2 separate regions of the Homo sapiens genome follow, and region 1 is linked to region 2. Evidence: chromatin loops called from intact Hi-C (ENCODE). Cell type or tissue: PC-3. All regions are shown on one strand. Each heading gives the region's core, and the rest is flanking DNA. Links, peaks and the distances in the headings are about the cores only.

Region 1 (8,340 bases), core at 308-8,307, 54 kb before region 2:
TGACATGGTGAAATCCTGTCTCTACTAAAAATACAAAAAAATTAGCTGAGCATGGTGGCGGGTGCCTGTAATCCCAGCTACTTGGGAGGCCGAGGCAGGAGAATCGCTTGAACTCAGGAAGTGGAGGTTGCAATGAGCCGTGACTTCACCACTGCACTCCAGCCTGGGCAACAAGAGTGAAACTCCGTCTCAAAAAAAAAAAAAAAAAAAAAAAAAAAGAAAAGAAAAAAAAAAAAGTAAACAGCACACAAGAACATTTTGGAGAATTTATTTGAGCAAACAGCAATTAATGAATCAGGAAGCTCCAAACCACAACTGGGTTAGGATGAGCACAGAATAAAGGAAAAAAAATTGATTGTTTGCAGTTATACAGTTTTCCTTATGTGGTCTATTTTATTGGAAAGTCCCTGCTTCTATAATTATAAGTTAGTTGGCTGCTTCATATTGATTGGGCTTGAATTCCGTTTTTATTTAATATAGGCGTTTACAAGAAATAGCTCAAGTTAACTTTCACTTCTGTTTGCCGATCAAGCAGGGTTAGGGTCACTGATGAGGCCTCACTGGCTATGTCTGCTCAAGGGTTGTTCAGGCCTAGCCTCCATATTAATTTGCCTTAATAGGCAGGACTTTTCTTTTGAGGGAAGAGGCTTTTGGAGGAAAGGGTCCACTGAAGACGTAACCATGACAGGGGCATGTGATTTTCCAGACAGAGAAAGTGAGGAAAGAGTCTCAATGCAGCAGATTAAGGAAACTGAAACAAAGATTTTCCAAATGGAAAAGCAGAGATTTGAACGGAGCACTCTCTGGTGCCGAAGCCTTGTTGTCTCCACCAAGAACATCTTCATTGCTTGAGGAAGTGTTGTGCATATTCACCTTTACTTGTTCAATGCTAGTATAGCACCTGGTAGTTTCTCAATGCGTCCTGTGAATTTTACCTTTCAATTTTTTAATTAAAAAAATTTTTTTTTATGTATTTTTTGAGACGGAGTCTCGCTCTGTCGCCCAGGCTGGAGTGCGGTGGCGCGATCTCGGCTCTCTGCAAGCTCTGCCTCCCGGGTTCACGCCATTCTCCTGCCTCAGCCTCCCGAGTAGCTGAGACTACAGGCGCCGACCACGACGCCCGGCTAATTTTTTGTATTTTTAGTAGAGACGAGGTTTCACCGTGTTAGCCAGGATGGTCTTAGCCAGGATGGTCTCGATTTCCTGACCTCGTGATCCACCCACCTTGGCCTCCCAATTTTACCTTTTAAACATATATCCTTTACTCTCTCTGCTCCTTTTAAAACCCACTTCCGATGCATTAGGTCATTACCTCATGTGGACAGTTGAAATAATCTGCAGAGTAGTTTTCCTGCCTCGTATTGTTACTTTCAGTCTATCCACTGTATGATTCATTCCCTGCTTCCTTCTCGACAATATTTCCGCAGATTACCACCCAAGCTTCACAACTGACCCATGAGGCTACTTAGTGTTGCCTGAACAGCCAATGCAAATTCTATGCTAATACTTCTCCATGACAATATCACTTTCTCTCTTTGCTGAAATGACCTTGTGTACACGAAAAAATACCTGACTTATCTTTTGAGACTCATTTCAAGGTTTCCTCCATGGCATTGTTTTGAATCTACCCAGAATCTGCAGCTCTGTTCTTTTTGCTAGTGTTCGGTCTTGTGTAAACACTGTTACAGCGGATGTTACAGTGTGTCCTAAAGGTCTGGACTTAGGTCTGTTTTCCCTACTAAGCTGGAAATTGCTGGAGGCAGGGACATCTTGGCATTGTATCCTTAGAACACATGCACTTGAGCTCAATAAATGTTATTAAGTGAATCATTTGTTGAACAAATGAATGGGTAATCTACTCTTGAGCAACAAGGTACTCACAAGTGCCAAAAAGACACTATTCTCTTATTAGAGGTTATAATCTGTGACAAAGAAGCTTTAGACAGTGCATGAATTCACAGAACCCGTCTCTTGGCATGCTGAGGATAGCAATGTGACACCAAGTGTCTTGGGAAATTTTGAGCAGGGTGACATACTAGCCTCTAGTACCACCTAGAAATGCATGCAGTTTACAACCACATTGTCTAAAATCAGCATCAAAACCCCAAGCATGAATATTGCTCAGTGGAATGGTATGGTTAGGTCAAAAATAAACGAAGTTTGCAAGGAAAAAAATCTAAAAATAATGGCCTGAAAAGTGATAACTCTTCTCTGTAAGATGTAATTGTTTCTGAAGGAATTGCTTACCTGAGTAATGTTATAATTAGCTCATCACAGTTAGGGAGAGCATTAGGGCCCCTTAATTCTAGCATCCCACCTAAGGCAGGACTTCCGGAGAGATGCCAGTCCAGATTCTACCTGAACACTTCCAGAAATGGGAGTCTCATCACTGGAGAGGGAAGCATCTCCTTATTCTGGAGGCAGCTCATTTAATTTTGGATTATTCAGGCTGAGATGAAATCTGCCTTCAATCCGTTGGCCCTGGTCGTTTTTCCAGAGCTACGCAGAACACATCAACTTGTTTTTCCGTGTGAAAACTTTTCATGTATTTGAAGACAGCTATCATTTCTGCCAAAAGCTTCTTTTCCATTAGATTAGAAACACTTCATTTCATGCAATAATTTCTTATGTGATATTCGTTTAAAGCCTTCAGCTCTCTCTGGCCATATTCCAAAGCACACACTTCAATATGTAACCAAATGTGGACACAATACTGCAAGTGTACCTAAGCATTGCAGACATGTCTCATCTTATGTGTATAATATACTTCTTTATCAAAATAAGATGTTTTTACTATATTCAATGAATAAATGGATCGAAATATTCTTAGCTAGGAATTGTTCTTGGATACAAAGGTAAGACAGTCTTTACTTCAAGAAGCCTACAACCTAACAAAATAAAAATACTCTCTCAATAAATTGTGATATTGTCTCAGCACTGTAATTGAGGTAGAGCAAGATATGATCACCAAGTAACTGACATATTAGGTTTTTACACAATGGAAGATCTCTGCTTATTTCAGACAACTTGATATTCATTAAGGATTCATTCCAGACCTGTGCCATTCGAAAATCTAAATGCTGCACCCTCTCCATATCTTTCCTAATTTCATGATGTTGATTTTGTTATAATTCCAGCATAGCAAGGTCTTTTAAACCTTTGTTCTGTCATCAGATATGTTCGTTTTCGATTCTTAGCTTTGTGTCTCCTCTGAGAGCCACAGGGAAGCTGGCTGCACTGTACATGAGCAAAATAGTTTGCGTTCAGCTTTCCCAGCAGAAATATGTGTTGGGGAATTTGGCTAATGGGAAGTGGTAAGGCATATATTTAGAAAAGACAGTTTATTTTACCCAAGACAAATATAGACCCTTGGAATTCTATCCACCATGACTCACAGACAGTGCAGAGTTTCAGCCCCGAAGGGCTGTGTGCTGTTGGCTGTTGGCACACAGTGAAGCCGGGGCCTGAGAAACAGAGAAAAGCACAGAAATGGCTGATGTTTTCAGGCCAGCTTTTGACACCAGACGCCAGATTGCAAGTTGAAACGTTCCCTTATCTCCAGCCCTGCAAGGTAGCTTATAATGTTCTTAAAATAATTAAGCTTCCTTTACGTCGTCTCTGCTTGAATTGCATTTAGCACCTTGCTGGAGAGGCCTTTCCTGACCACCCTGTATAAACAGTCCCAGCCCTGCCTCTGTGCTTGCTCTATCCTTGCCCTGCCCTGTTTCCCATGGCTCTTACCGCTGTGAGACTTACTACGTATTTCCTACTCGTAGACTGTTAGACTCCCTCCATCCCCATGTCCACATGCAGCAGAACATAAGCTCCGCAAAAGCATGGGCTTGGGTTTCCTGACTGTGAACAGGGCCTGGCACTAGCACGTGCTCCATTGGCACGTGCTCAATAAATATTTGTTGAATAAATGAATGAATCTGAAGTAAAATGACGGTAAATTATTGACGTACTTAGCTGGTAGAAGATTTAAAAAAATGACTATGGAAACAACCGAGAATGTCATGTTTATTTGATCGTTCCTAGAAAGATACGATTAATTATACAAAGAATTTTGAGCTTCTCTAAATAAAAGAGCGGTCTGTGTACTTTCAGTGTGTGCTGGTGTTATTTAGCATGTGAAGAAAAGAGCTTATGAAATAGTAATCATAGCTTCCCATTACCAGATACCGAGTAATGGAGTGGTGGCTTAGCATACCTTTTCCCATTGAGCATAGATTTTATTGTATATCTTATTTAGACAAAAGGGAGCTCAGAGGGCATCAGCCATTTACCAGTGGCCCACAGCTCAAAAGGGCCAGAGTCTAACTCCTCTCACCTTGCAACACTTACTAACAAGCAATAAGCAAAGAAACACATGTATCTTCCTTTTATGAAATGTCCCCGGGACACTCACCACCCTTGCTGGGGAATTTTATATCCAGGTGAGGCTTTCGTGCTACCTGCAGCTGATCAGAGTCCTGTACTTGGTATCACCACATAATCACGATGGCTCTGCCTACAAAAGTGACTACCAAAGTGACACCTGCATATTTTCTACTCCTTGCTTTGCTTTCAAATCGCATTTGCCAAGAAAATCAGGTAAAGCAATGTTTTTGAAGCAGTCAGCATTCTTTACATCTGAAAGAAGTTATGTTTCTTTCTCCCCCATTCATCACTCCCTCAACATAAGATTTTACAATCCAAATGAGAGAGCTGTATCAAGAAAAGGTTGCACTTCTCTCTTGCTGACAATTTTGTTAGGTAAGATAAACGACAGAGCTTGCTCTTCAGACCCTATCTGAATTCTAAAACTCTCGCAGAAGTAATTTTTGCCCAGGAGTTAACAGGAGGAAGTAAGGGGATTGCCCGTAAAGCAGATACATACTGGGAAGGAACAGCAAGCAGAAAAGTGCAGCCACAAAGGCCTTGTGCAGAGATGCTCTTACAGTTTCACCCACACAAAGTCGCCTATTGTAAGCCACGACTTTGGAGAGCTGAGCTTTGGGGAACAATTTGAGATCCTCTGGGTCTTGCACCTCTAGTGCATGCCATGGTTATTGATCCCACTGTCATACACTTGGCTGAAATGTACACGGTCTGCACCTGAATTTAGGCCATATGCCTCCTATTTGGGAAACTCCCCTTCCCTGTTCAAGCATCATGTTTTGCCTTTCAGCAGCACTTACACACAGAGATAAAATGGGTGAGAAGAAAGTAGGAAAAATTCAACACTCAGCAAAGACCACTCGAAGGTGCAATTCCTAACACACTTTCTGCAGCTTTGACCTTGGAGGTCTCTTTCCTATCAACGGTTCTGTGAAGGATGAGTCGGCTCTCAGGGCAGTTCCTGTGCCTCTTTCATCTCTTTCAGCAGACTTAAAAGTATCTGATTTAGGAAGTCTTAGGATTCCTCCCAAAAGGCATCTCAGGTTCTGATCTTAGTTATGACAAAGAAGAGATATAGGTTACTCTCCAACAAGAGTCCTAGTCAGGGTTAATGCACTTGAAGCGTTTATAACAAGAGATGTTGAACTTACATATAGATAAGAGAATAAAAAACAGCAACAAAGGACTTTACAGGACTTCACCCTCACGTCTCAGACCAGTTTGGAGGCATCACACTTAGGAACAGGGTGGTTACCACTGCAAACTCATCAGTTTCTCCTTGTGTAAAAGCAGAAGGCATAGGAAAAGGTGTGCAGAAATCCTGCCTCCTAAAGGGCATTGCCATCTCAAAGGCTGTGTAATGGGCCACAGTCTTGCCTCAGGACCCCACAGCCTGGATCAATGAGCAGAATTGTGCCAGAGCACCCAGTTTCTCCCATGCAAGGTCAGTGGGAGAACATGTAGTCATAGGCACCTTTCTCCAAATACTATTCTCCTCCCTTTGCTGCAAGATTAATAATGATAATAACACATTTAGTGAAGAGACCACTTAAACATAGTAACTTTCAACCTCTTTATTCATAAAATAAAAACATTATTAAGTACCTATTGTATGTGGGAGGTTGCATGAACTTCTAGGAGAGGAACAAATGTAAAATTAACAGTTCCTTCTCACTTAAAAGCCCTAATTTGTGTGTGTGGTGGTGGCAGGGAGATGGGGGGAAGGCAGACGTAGAAACCAGAGTTGCCAGAATGATCTCTTATCCAATCATGTCATAGCCCATCTATACCTCTGAAAGTCCTCCCTGCACCCTCAATTTCCCCTGTGACAAGTCAAGCTCTTTGTCCTGGCAAGTGAGATCATCTATAGTCCATCTGGTCCTGCTGCCTCCCCACTTCACCTCCCCTTTCTCCTGCCTGGCATCCAGCACTCCCACACCAGCAGGCTGCCCAAACTTTCTGCAGCATTTCACAGTGTTTTTCATCTCTGTTACCCCTTTCATCTAGAATGCCCTCCTCATTTATCTTGACTACCTATGTGGTTTTTTTTTGTTTTTTTTTTGATGGAGTCTCGCTCTGTCACCCAGGCTGTAGTGCAATGGTGCGATCTTGGCTCACTGCAACTTCCACCTCCTGGGTTCAAGCAATTCTCCTGCCTCAGCCTACTGAGTAGCTGGGATTACAGGCGCCTGCCACCACGCCTGGCTAATTTTTGTATATTTAGTAGAGACGGGGTTTCATTATGTTGGCCGGGATGGTCTTGATCTCCTGACCTCGTGATCCGCCCACCTCGGCCTCCCAAAGTGCTGGGATTACAGGCATGAGCCACCGGGCCCGGCCTTCTATGTGTTTTTTAAAGACTCAACTATAGCCTCCTTCTAGAAGCCGTCTCTGAGTTTCCTACATAGTCTTGAGCACTTATTCTTCAAAACTCCCACTGAACTGTTACTTCTATGAGGGTTTAAAAGAAACCTATTGCAAGTGACTGTCTTTATGTTAGAGTGTGTGCCTCTTGAGGATGGACAGAGTCTATTGCCTCTGTTTTCTTAGCATGGGTCCCAGTGTCTCTTATCCCATATGCCTTAAAAATGTTAAGCAGATTACTAAATGAAAAAAAAAAAAAGAGAAGATGATAGAGAATATTTAACAAAGCACAGAAAAGGAATGCTAAACAGGAATGCAGGGGCAGGTGTTCAATGCCATTGGAAGAAGGGTGAGTGTATAATGTGTTGGTTGAAGCCTGAGTTGGAGAAGTGGACCTCAGCAGAGCCTTGAAGAATGGGTTGGATTCAGGAGGAGAGGAAAAGGTTTTCAGAATGAAGATGTAACTTGAAGGAAAGCAGAGTTGTCTGAAACATGCAACTGAATAAAGGCCTGCAAAATAGAAAGAGCTGTGTGAGATTATTTATGGAGAGCTAAGACTACGGTGAAAGGACCGTGGTCTTTACTTAGAAAGCTACAGGGAGCCATTGACAGTTTCTGAGGGAGAAAACTTCATAGTATAATGCTTGTTTTAGGAAGACCATTATTGCAGCATTGTGAAGGATGGTTTAAAAGTCAGTGTTTTAGAAAGCCAGGGAAGAAAGTATTTCAAAAAGAATGTTGCCACTGTGAAGTTGGATGAGAACTGAGAACAGGTCTCTTGTTGGCATAGGTAAGGTAGGAGGATGGAGGAACGGGTTGAAAATAATTACCAGGGGTAAGTAGAAGAGAACAAAGGGATTGATATTACAAGTGAAGTGGGAGGATTAGCCTTGAAAATTAGTGTCAGCTTTTCTTCTAAGAGAAGAAAGAGAAAAAAGAGGAGGAGATTATAGTGAAAGATTTGAGGCTCTCAAACTTGTATTCACCATTCATTTAGGATATTTTTGATACTTGTTTTTAATGCAAGACGAGGTCTTGTGATGATTGTAAGAAAAGCGAAGGATGTGGTTTGGGTTTGAATTGAGTGGGAAAGGTCCGGAAGAACAGGGCCGTAGGAAATGAGAGACGGAGACAGCCGACAGCCAGGGTGCAGTGAAGAACTGACAGGGCCACTGCGGTCGTGCCTGAAATAATGTAGTTTGGGTTTTTGTTTTGTTTTTGTGGAGACAACCACCAAGCTTCCAGTTATCTGCTGCTGACTAGCAAACCACACCACATTTAATGGCTTCAACCAATAACCACTTTATTTTGTTTGTGATCTGTCGGTCAGACTCTAGGGCAGGGCATGCCTGGGTGATCTTCTGCTCCATGTAATGACTGTAGGGGTCTCCAGCTCGTGGCTGGGGTATCTGGAGGGCCCAGCACCTTGGCAGGGATGGCTGGGGCCTTGCAGGCCTGGGTCCCTCTTCCCCTGCTTCTGTCTCAGGACCTTCCCATGGACTCTCCATTCAAACACCCAGACTTCCAACAGCATGGCTCAGGGACAGGGAACAGCCAGGCCTGCAGTCCTGGGACCAAAAACCAGCACAGAGCCAC
Region 2 (8,340 bases), core at 275-8,274:
AAAAGTAGCTGCTCATGTCCTTGGTCCATTTTTAGGCCGCATGACATCTCTCCTTAGGTTGTCTAGTGGCTTCCAGCCTCACATGCTCCTGCCTCAGGACTTCTGCATTTGCTGGTGCCTTACTTGAAATCCACTTTTCCCACTACTCCCTCACTACATTCATTTTTTTGGGTTCTAATGTTATCCTTTCACTGATATCTTCAGCTGGCCACCCTATTTAATACTGCAACCTCCCCAGATTTTCTGTCCCCCTTCCCACTTACTATACTATATGTTTCTCCATAGTACTTATCACCTTCTGATAGTATATATCGTTTACTCATTTCTATTTACTCATTTACGGTGTGTTAGGATACTTATCGCGGAGTGAAATGTGTGCTCTGTGCCTCTGATGAACCCTCAGAGCCCAAGCCTGTGCCCAGCACAGAGTGGTCCTCTACCTTTTGTTGGATGAATGATTAAAAGAAGGAATGAGGACTTCAATTAAAATATATTACATAATCATGATATATGTGAGTGGAAACGTGAACATATTTAAAAGCATTTGTGAAAGTAGGTGGTTTGAGGATCAGTCATTTAGACCTAAAATTTAAGATAGAAGAATAAATTTATAAGACAAAATAGTATTTTGCTTTGACAATTCAAAGTTGTTATTTAATCATGGGAAGCCTTTTTTTTTTTTTTTTTTTTTTTTGGAGATGGAGTCTTACTCTGTCATCAGGCTGGAGTGCAGTGGCGCAATCTTGGCTCACTGCAACATTCGCCTCCCAAGTTCAAGTGATTCTCCTGCCTCAGCCTCCTGAGTAGCTGGGACTACAGGTGCCCGCCACCATGCCAGGCTAATTTTTGTATTTTTATTAGAGACAGGGTTTCACCATATTGGCCAGGTTGGTCTCGATCTCTTGACCTCGTGATCCACCTGCTTTGGCCCCCAAAAGTGCTGGGATTACAGGCGTGAGCCGCCATGCCCGGCAGGAAAGCTTTAAAAATGTTTTTTCATGTAGTGATAGAATAAAGACAAGTGTCTCTGAATGTGTGTGTGTATGTATACATATATATATATGTGTATACATACACACACACACAAATTATTTATAATTTTACACATACATATATACACACACACGTACACAGATATACATCTCTACAGTAGAATCTTAGGAAGTAGATTCTCAGGTTTTATTCAACAAAAACCACCACAGTACTCTGTCCCTGTAGTAGTTTTATAACCTGCCAAGCCAACTCCATCTAAGTCTGTTACAATTAAGGGACAAAGAACAGCTCCAAATGAACCGTATCAAGTAGTTCTTCAACTGAAATCTTGTCTAGGAAGGAATTACATCAACCTGTTCTTTGTTTTTTTTTTTGCGATGGAGTCTCTGTTGCACAGGCTGGAGTGCAGTGGCACGATCTCGGCTCACTGCAACCTCTGCCTCACAGGTTCAAGCAATTACCTGCCTCAGCCTCCTGAGTAGCTGAGATTACAGGTGCCTACCACCACGCCTAGCTAAATTTTTTTTTGTATTTTTAGTAGAGACAGGGTTTCACCGTGTTGGCCAGGCTGGTCTTGAACTCCTGACCTCATAATCTACTACCTCGGCCTCCCAAAGTGCTAGGACCACAAGTGTGAGCCACCGCACCCGGCCAGCCTGTTCTTAAAGTCTTGAGAGGCTTAGGAGGTCAGGTTGATTAAATTACACAGCTGAAAGAAACTTTTTCAATCATGATCTCTGTATGAGTTTCTATGAGAAGTACAGAGACAAAAAATACATCAGCAAAGCCTTCACTTGGCCCAGAACAGTGTCACATGTCAGCTAGATTAGTAGACATGGAAATGTTTTACCCATTGTGGCTATTTAGAAGAAATATTCTGCTTTTCTGTTATATTTTTTTGTCATAATAGCTCTTACTCATTTGGCAGGATGGATACATCAAGTATAATTTTAAGGTCACAATTAAGGGGGGGATTTTCACTCAGAGCAATCCAACTGTTTCCACATCTGTAATATTAATAAAAGGATTTGAACTAGAGAATCTGCAGTTCCTTTCAGAGTATGATGCTAACAAATCTCAGAATTCATAATTTGTCTAATATCATAGATTTTTGGGGGCTTAAATTATGACCTCTAATGCTAGACACATGATAGTCCTGCTCATAATTCATCATAAACTTTAATTGGTTTGTAAGGTGATCTTTGGAAAATTAGGAAGCTAACAGATAGTCTCAGCTGTTTCATCTTGCTAGTTTGCTAACTACATTGGGCAACCTGGCCAGAGAGACTTCTTATAAATCATTTTTTTCCAAGCAAGCAGGTGAACAAATGAAGCTAGAGAATAAATATCTAGAAGGTTTTATACAAAAGAAAACTGCATTCTGTTGAAAATGTAAATTTTTGTAGCTTATGTTCAGTTTTGCCTCTGGAGAGTCAGAGAAAATAACAATGTCTATTTAATCCAGTATAAAAAAGAGAGTGTAGCTCATTCAGGTTTTCAGTTAGTGGTAGTAAGGAATAGGGTATACTGAGTTGTGCATATTTCTATTAGTTTGTGTCAGCTTCTAAAATTTTATGAGCAATCATTAAAGAAAGAGTCTTGAAAATGGGTCAACAAATTTAGTGTTTTCTTGAAAGATGTTACGGATTTTTAAAATTTTTTAAATGATCGTGACTGCTTCACTGGATTTGTGTTCCTGGAGTTAGTCTCATGTAGGACTGCTAGGATGCTCTTGGGGGGAAGTTGGATTGCTTTCTTCACTCTTGTCTTTTTGACTAGGAAATAATCTTGATTTGCTATCCTGAACCAGTGAAGTCCCTGGCTACCATTTCCTCCATCCATGTCCAGCTTCTTACCAAGCAGACACATAAGAGACCTAGATTTTAAGCAGCCTTTAACTCGAGTTATCTTTTGTAAATCTCAGTTGTGCAGAGTTGAGTTGGAGAGTGGAGAAATTAACATGCCTCTTTCTAGATCTCTTTTCTACCAGCGTTGTGCAAAAGCATAGAGCTGTAAAGTGGAGGTGTTCAGGTCTTCCCTGGACGTCTATAGCTTTCACACAGAGCTCCTCTCTTTTCGTCTTCACACCACTGCCTTTTCCTCTCCAGGTTGTTTTTTTTTTTTCTGGGAGATGGAGTCTCGCTCTATCTCGCTCTGCACTCAGGCTGGAGTGCAGTGGTGCGATCTCAGCTCACTGCAAGCACTGCCTCCTGGGTTCAAGCGACTCTCCTGTCTCCGCCTCCTGAGTAGCTGCAACTACAGGTGTGCGCCACAACGCTTGGCTAATTTTTTTGTATTATTATTAGAGATGGGGTTTCACCATGTTAGCTAGGATGGTCTTGATCTCCTGACCTCGTGATCTGCCCGCCTCGGCCTCCCAAAGTGCTGGGATTACAGATGTGAGCCACTGCTCCCGGCCCCAGTTCTTTCCATTCTGAAATTCCAGCCTTCCCGCTTGTGCCAGATGCACTACTGCATTTCTTAGGGTTCACTAAATGGTAACTCTACCTTTATATTTTGTCAATTGTTGCATTGCCTATCACTGATTGTAAATGCAAATCATCCTACCTCTAAGTAAAGGGGTCATGGTTTCATTTCTGGGTGTGGAAGGGACAAGAATGAACATTGGATTTCTCCTCCAATCACTCACTACTTGGAATTAATTCAAATTTACTCTATTAAGTCCCATTCATCACATTCTTAAAGACTCTGCTAAAGACCTACCTTGTCCAAAAAGCATTCTCCACCCATCTCTCTCAAATTCTTTAGATTCCTTTAGCACTTTTCATACTACTTAAATATTTGCTCATATTTTCTAGTATTTTTACATACAAATATTGTATTTCTGCATACATAAGTTTAAATCAAGGAAAGAAACTTTGTTCTCTCATGTGGAAATTTACGTTTAGAATCACAGAGTACTAGATGTGCAATTACTGTAGAGATCATCCAGTTCAATGGCCTCATTGCAATGATGAATAAATGGAATCATTTTACAGCCTCCCATTAACATATAACACAATGTACACAGTAAACATGCAACAAGCACTTCTGAATAAATGGAGTTCAGCTGCTCATTTAACTGCTCTCATTACCTTGACATGGTTGGCAGCATTTATTAAGTGCCCACCTCTATGCGCGACAGTGCTAGAAGCTAAGCAAATGGAATGGAAGTGAGGCCATCACAGTGTGAGGCAGATAACCCAGAAGCAGACAACTCTATTAAAGTCATAAGCCTAGTGGGGCGGTGGGAAGGGATCGGGGGCGGCTGCGGCATGCCTGCAATGAAGTGGTTCCTGAAGACGAAATTTCTAGTGGGATGGGGCGCAAGTTTCAAGGAATCTGCCAGTCCTCTGCAAACTAGTAAAATACCAATTTAATTCAAAGGGTAAGAGTTTGGAAGTTGAATAATAGTCCTGAAGCAGCCGGGACACTATGCTAATAATTGGCTAAGTCCAGGATCAATTCTCTTGAGAGACCGTATTCTAAATTATATTTACATTCCTAATTAGTTCTATTCTTTCCTATAACATGATTCTTCCAAGACATTTCTTCCCATTGTTGAATCTTTAACATGTATTCATGGTTGTTAGAGAAAATATCTTTATTGAAGGTTGTGTGCCTCATGTTGGAAGCATGTAATTTAAATATTAGATTGGTGCAAAAGTGATTGCGGTTTTTGCCATTTACTTTCAATGGCAAAAAATGCAATTATTTTTGCACCAACCTATATTTAATTTAAAAATAAAGTTAATTGCTCTTTGGACTAAGAGGGAAAATGTCTGAAGTTATGCTCAGTAGATGGGAATGAATGATTACCCACATTTATATAACCAGTTTATTTCCTAGGAGAAGTAAACTTTAGAGTTTGAAAATGCAAAGAAAGGCAAAATCGAGGTAGGAAGCTATTTCAGACAACAGGCAGTGAGTAGAAATAGCTAAGATGTCTAGTTGGGGAATAAGCGACTGAGTCAATGCAAATGTCTAGCAATGAGACAGGCAGAATATTTGGGATACAAAGCAAATGCTAGGTACTCTGAAAAGATGTAATGGTAAAAATTTAAGTGTATTACTGGGTACAAAGATAGAATAAATTAGATCTAGTGTTTGATATCACAACAGGGTGACTATAGTCAATAATAATTTAATTGTACATTTAAAAATAACTAAAAGAGTATAATTGGATTGTCTGTAACACGAAAGTTAAATAGTTGAGGTGATGGATACCCTGTTTTGTGATGATTACACACTGTATGCCTGTATCAGAATATCTCACCTACCCCATAAGTGTATATACCTACTCTGTAGTTGGAACCAAAATGCAGGTTTAGTCCCTTGCCACTTGCAGAGTCCAGTTAAAAAGAGTGAGGTCTGGTATAAAGAAAATGACTTTTTTTTTTTTTTTCCAAAGCTACCTTTGGGGAAGAAGCACAGGTTCCTACCATAAGGGTACTGCTTCCCTTTTGGAGCACAGAGTGGGCCCTTTTAAAGGGGGGACCTATGGGAGATGGAAGGGAGCAGGTAAGAGGGCTGCGTACTTACTTTGGTGCCTTATCTACCGGGCATTCGAGTTGGCTTCTTCATGGGCAGAAACAGGCTGTAAATGCAGCCAAAAACTCTAGCAGGCATATGCTGGGTTGTCAATCAACTGTTATCTCCCAAGGCAACCTCCTGATGGGTGAGGGTTCTGCTCTGGAGATGAACTTGCCCTGTAAGGAGTGCCTGGTAAATGGGAGATAAGAGGCTATAATTGCATTTCTAAAGAGCTAAGTAAGAAGTGAGGAAAAGGAGGAGAGGAAAAAGAAGAGAGAGAAAAATAATAAGCTATCTCTTAGAAAAATGGGATACTCAGTCACATACCTACAAAAATTAATAATTAAAAATTTTAAGTGTAATACGCATTTACAAAAAATTCAAACACTCTGTAAAAGTATTTAGAAGAAAGTGAAAGTCTCTTTTCTCACATTTCATTTGAACTCCCCAGAAATTAACATTTGTTATCAGAATCGTTTGATTCTTTTTCAAAAATTCTCATGAATATCTTCATGTCTACTTCCTTTCTGTCTTTCTACCCATCTATCCATCCACCTTTCTTTATTTTAACCTATCTACAGCTATAGATATTAATCTATTTACCTTCATGTTTCTGAAGCTATGGGTGTATAGAGTTTTAACATAAGTGCAACCATTATACACTTCATTCTGAAACTTTCCTTTTTGTCTTAGAAATTAGCAACATATATGGACATTTTTCCAAATAAACAACTGTATTCTATTTTACTTTTTTCCAGCTGCAAAATATTACATCACATGAGTATACAACATTTTTAATTTAATTACTTTCTTACTAATAGACATTTAGGTTATTTCAAGGTTTGTTAAAATTGACTTCCCTGGTATTTATCTTTGTAATAGATTCAGAGCATTTAAAGCCTCCTCATAGGAGTATTGAGGGAAGGTTTCAAGAAGGGCATCTAGTGAGGGGAGAAATGAGTAAACATGGTTTAATCAGATGGAATATTGAATGCAATCAGAGTCAGAGCCACACTGCATAGTAATATACACATAGAAAAATCCTTACCATATTCAAACATGTTTAGTTAAAGCCATGAAAGTTCATGAAATTTTCTGTATTTAAAATCCACTTAACACTGATTATAAAATTCAAGTCATCATTCTGGATATTATTAGTTATTATGTTTAAGTTCGAATGAGAGGGATTTATACAGAAGTAACATTTTTGTCTTGGCAAGATTTTTTTGTAACCAGAGGCAGCAATGAGAATGTTCAGGAACTGAGCTGTGTACTAAATCATTCTCTACTTAATTGTTTGTCAGAGCTTCCCAAACCACCAATGATTCTCTTCCTCGAGTCTTGTAATTCCTGCAGACTTTAAGACAGGACACTAATTCCAGTTTCAAAAAGCTAATTTACGATACCTTCCCAATTTATTTATAGTCCACTCCAAACCTGTAAGTCAGGATAAAGCTGCTGATCTCTCTCATAGGAATGGTATAAAGACAATGGTGAGAGGTGACAGCGTGCTGGCAGTCCTCAGAGCCCTCGCTTGCTCTCGGCGCCTCCTCTGCCTGGGTTCCCCCTTTGGCGGCACTTGAGGAGCCTTTCGGCCCGCCGCTGCACTGTGGGAGCCCCTTTCTGGGCTGGCCAAGGCCAGAGCCGGCTCCCTCAGCTTGCAGGGAGGTGTGGAGGGAGAGGCGCAAGCAGGAATTGGGGCTGCACACAGCGCTTGCGGGCCAGCTGGAGTTCTGGGTGGGCGTGGGCTTGGCGGGCCCCGCACTCGGAGCAGCCAGCCAGCCAGCCCTACTGGCCCCGGGCAATGGGGGACTTAGCACCCGGGCCAGTGGCTGCGGAGGGTGTACTGAGTCCCCCAGCAGTGCCGGCCCACCGGCGCTCAGCTCGATTTCTTTTTTTTTTTTTTTTTTTTTGAGACGGAGTCTCGTTCTGTCGCCCAGGCCGGACTGCGGACTGCAGTGGCGGAATCTCGGCTCACTGCAAGCTCCGCTTCCCGGGTTCACGCCATTCTCCTGCCTCAGCCTCCCGAGTAGCTGGGACTACAGGCGCCCGCCACCGCCCCCGGCTAATTTTTTGTATTTTTAGTAGAGACGGGGTTTCACCTTGTTAGCCAGGATGGTCTCGATCTCCTGACCTCATGATCCACCCGCCTCGGCCTCCCAAAGTGCTGGGATTACAGGCGTGAGCCACCGCGCCCGGCCTCAGCTCGATTTCTTGCCGGGCCTTAGCTGCCTTCCCACGGGGCAGGGCTCGGGACCTGCAGCCTGCCATGCCTGAGCCTCCCACCCACTCCATGGGCTCCTGTGCAGCCCGAGCCTCCCCGACGAGCACCACCCCCTGCTCCATGGCGCCCAGTCCCATTGACCACCCAAGGGCTGAGGAATGCGAGCACAGGGTGCAGGACTGGCAGGCAGCTCCACCTGCAGCCCCAGTGTGGGATCCACTAGGTGAAGCCAGCTGGGCTCTTGAGTCTGGTGGGGAAATGAAGAATCTTTATATCTAGCTCAGGGATTGTAAATACACCAATCGGCACTCTGTATCTAGCTCAAGGTTTATAAACACACCAATCAGCACCCTGTGTTTAGCTCAAGGTTTGTGAGTGCACCAATTGACACTCTGTATCTAGCTGCTCTGGTGAGGACGTGGAGAACCTTTTAATGTCTAGCTCAAGGATTGTAAATACACCAATCGGCACTCTGTATCTAGCTCAAGGTTTGTAAATACACCAATCAGCACCCTGTGTTTAGCACAAGGTTTGTGAATGCACCAATCGACACTCTGTATCTAGCTGCTCTGGTGAGGACGTGGAGAACC

Evidence for each region. A loop is a pair of places that touch in the nucleus more often than their neighbours do. Peaks named below come from ENCODE experiments on the same cell type or tissue, not always from the same donor. Only the 100,000 strongest peaks of a DNase experiment are listed, where the experiment ranks them.
Region 1: it touches region 2 in a loop (4-fold over the local background); 2 of 110 quality-filtered maps call a loop at or near these places.

What each region holds. Positions count from the first base shown.
Region 1 is chr4:187,474,032-187,482,371 of GRCh38, reverse strand. All of the region lies in intron 1 of LOC339975 (a long non-coding RNA gene), which reads left to right. Among named protein-coding and RNA genes, the nearest start is that of LINC02515, 69 kb to the right of the region's middle. In PC-3, for the core only: no CTCF peak of the experiment used is centred there; DNase peaks (open chromatin) are centred at 1,411, 1,771 and 3,371; H3K4me3 peaks cover 2,107 bases; H3K27ac peaks cover 4,295 bases.
Region 2 is chr4:187,420,193-187,428,532 of GRCh38, reverse strand. The region is part of intron 1 of LOC339975 (a long non-coding RNA gene); the gene reads left to right. Among named protein-coding and RNA genes, the nearest start is that of LINC02515, 16 kb to the right of the region's middle. In PC-3, for the core only: no CTCF peak of the experiment used is centred there; a DNase peak (open chromatin) is centred at 3,722.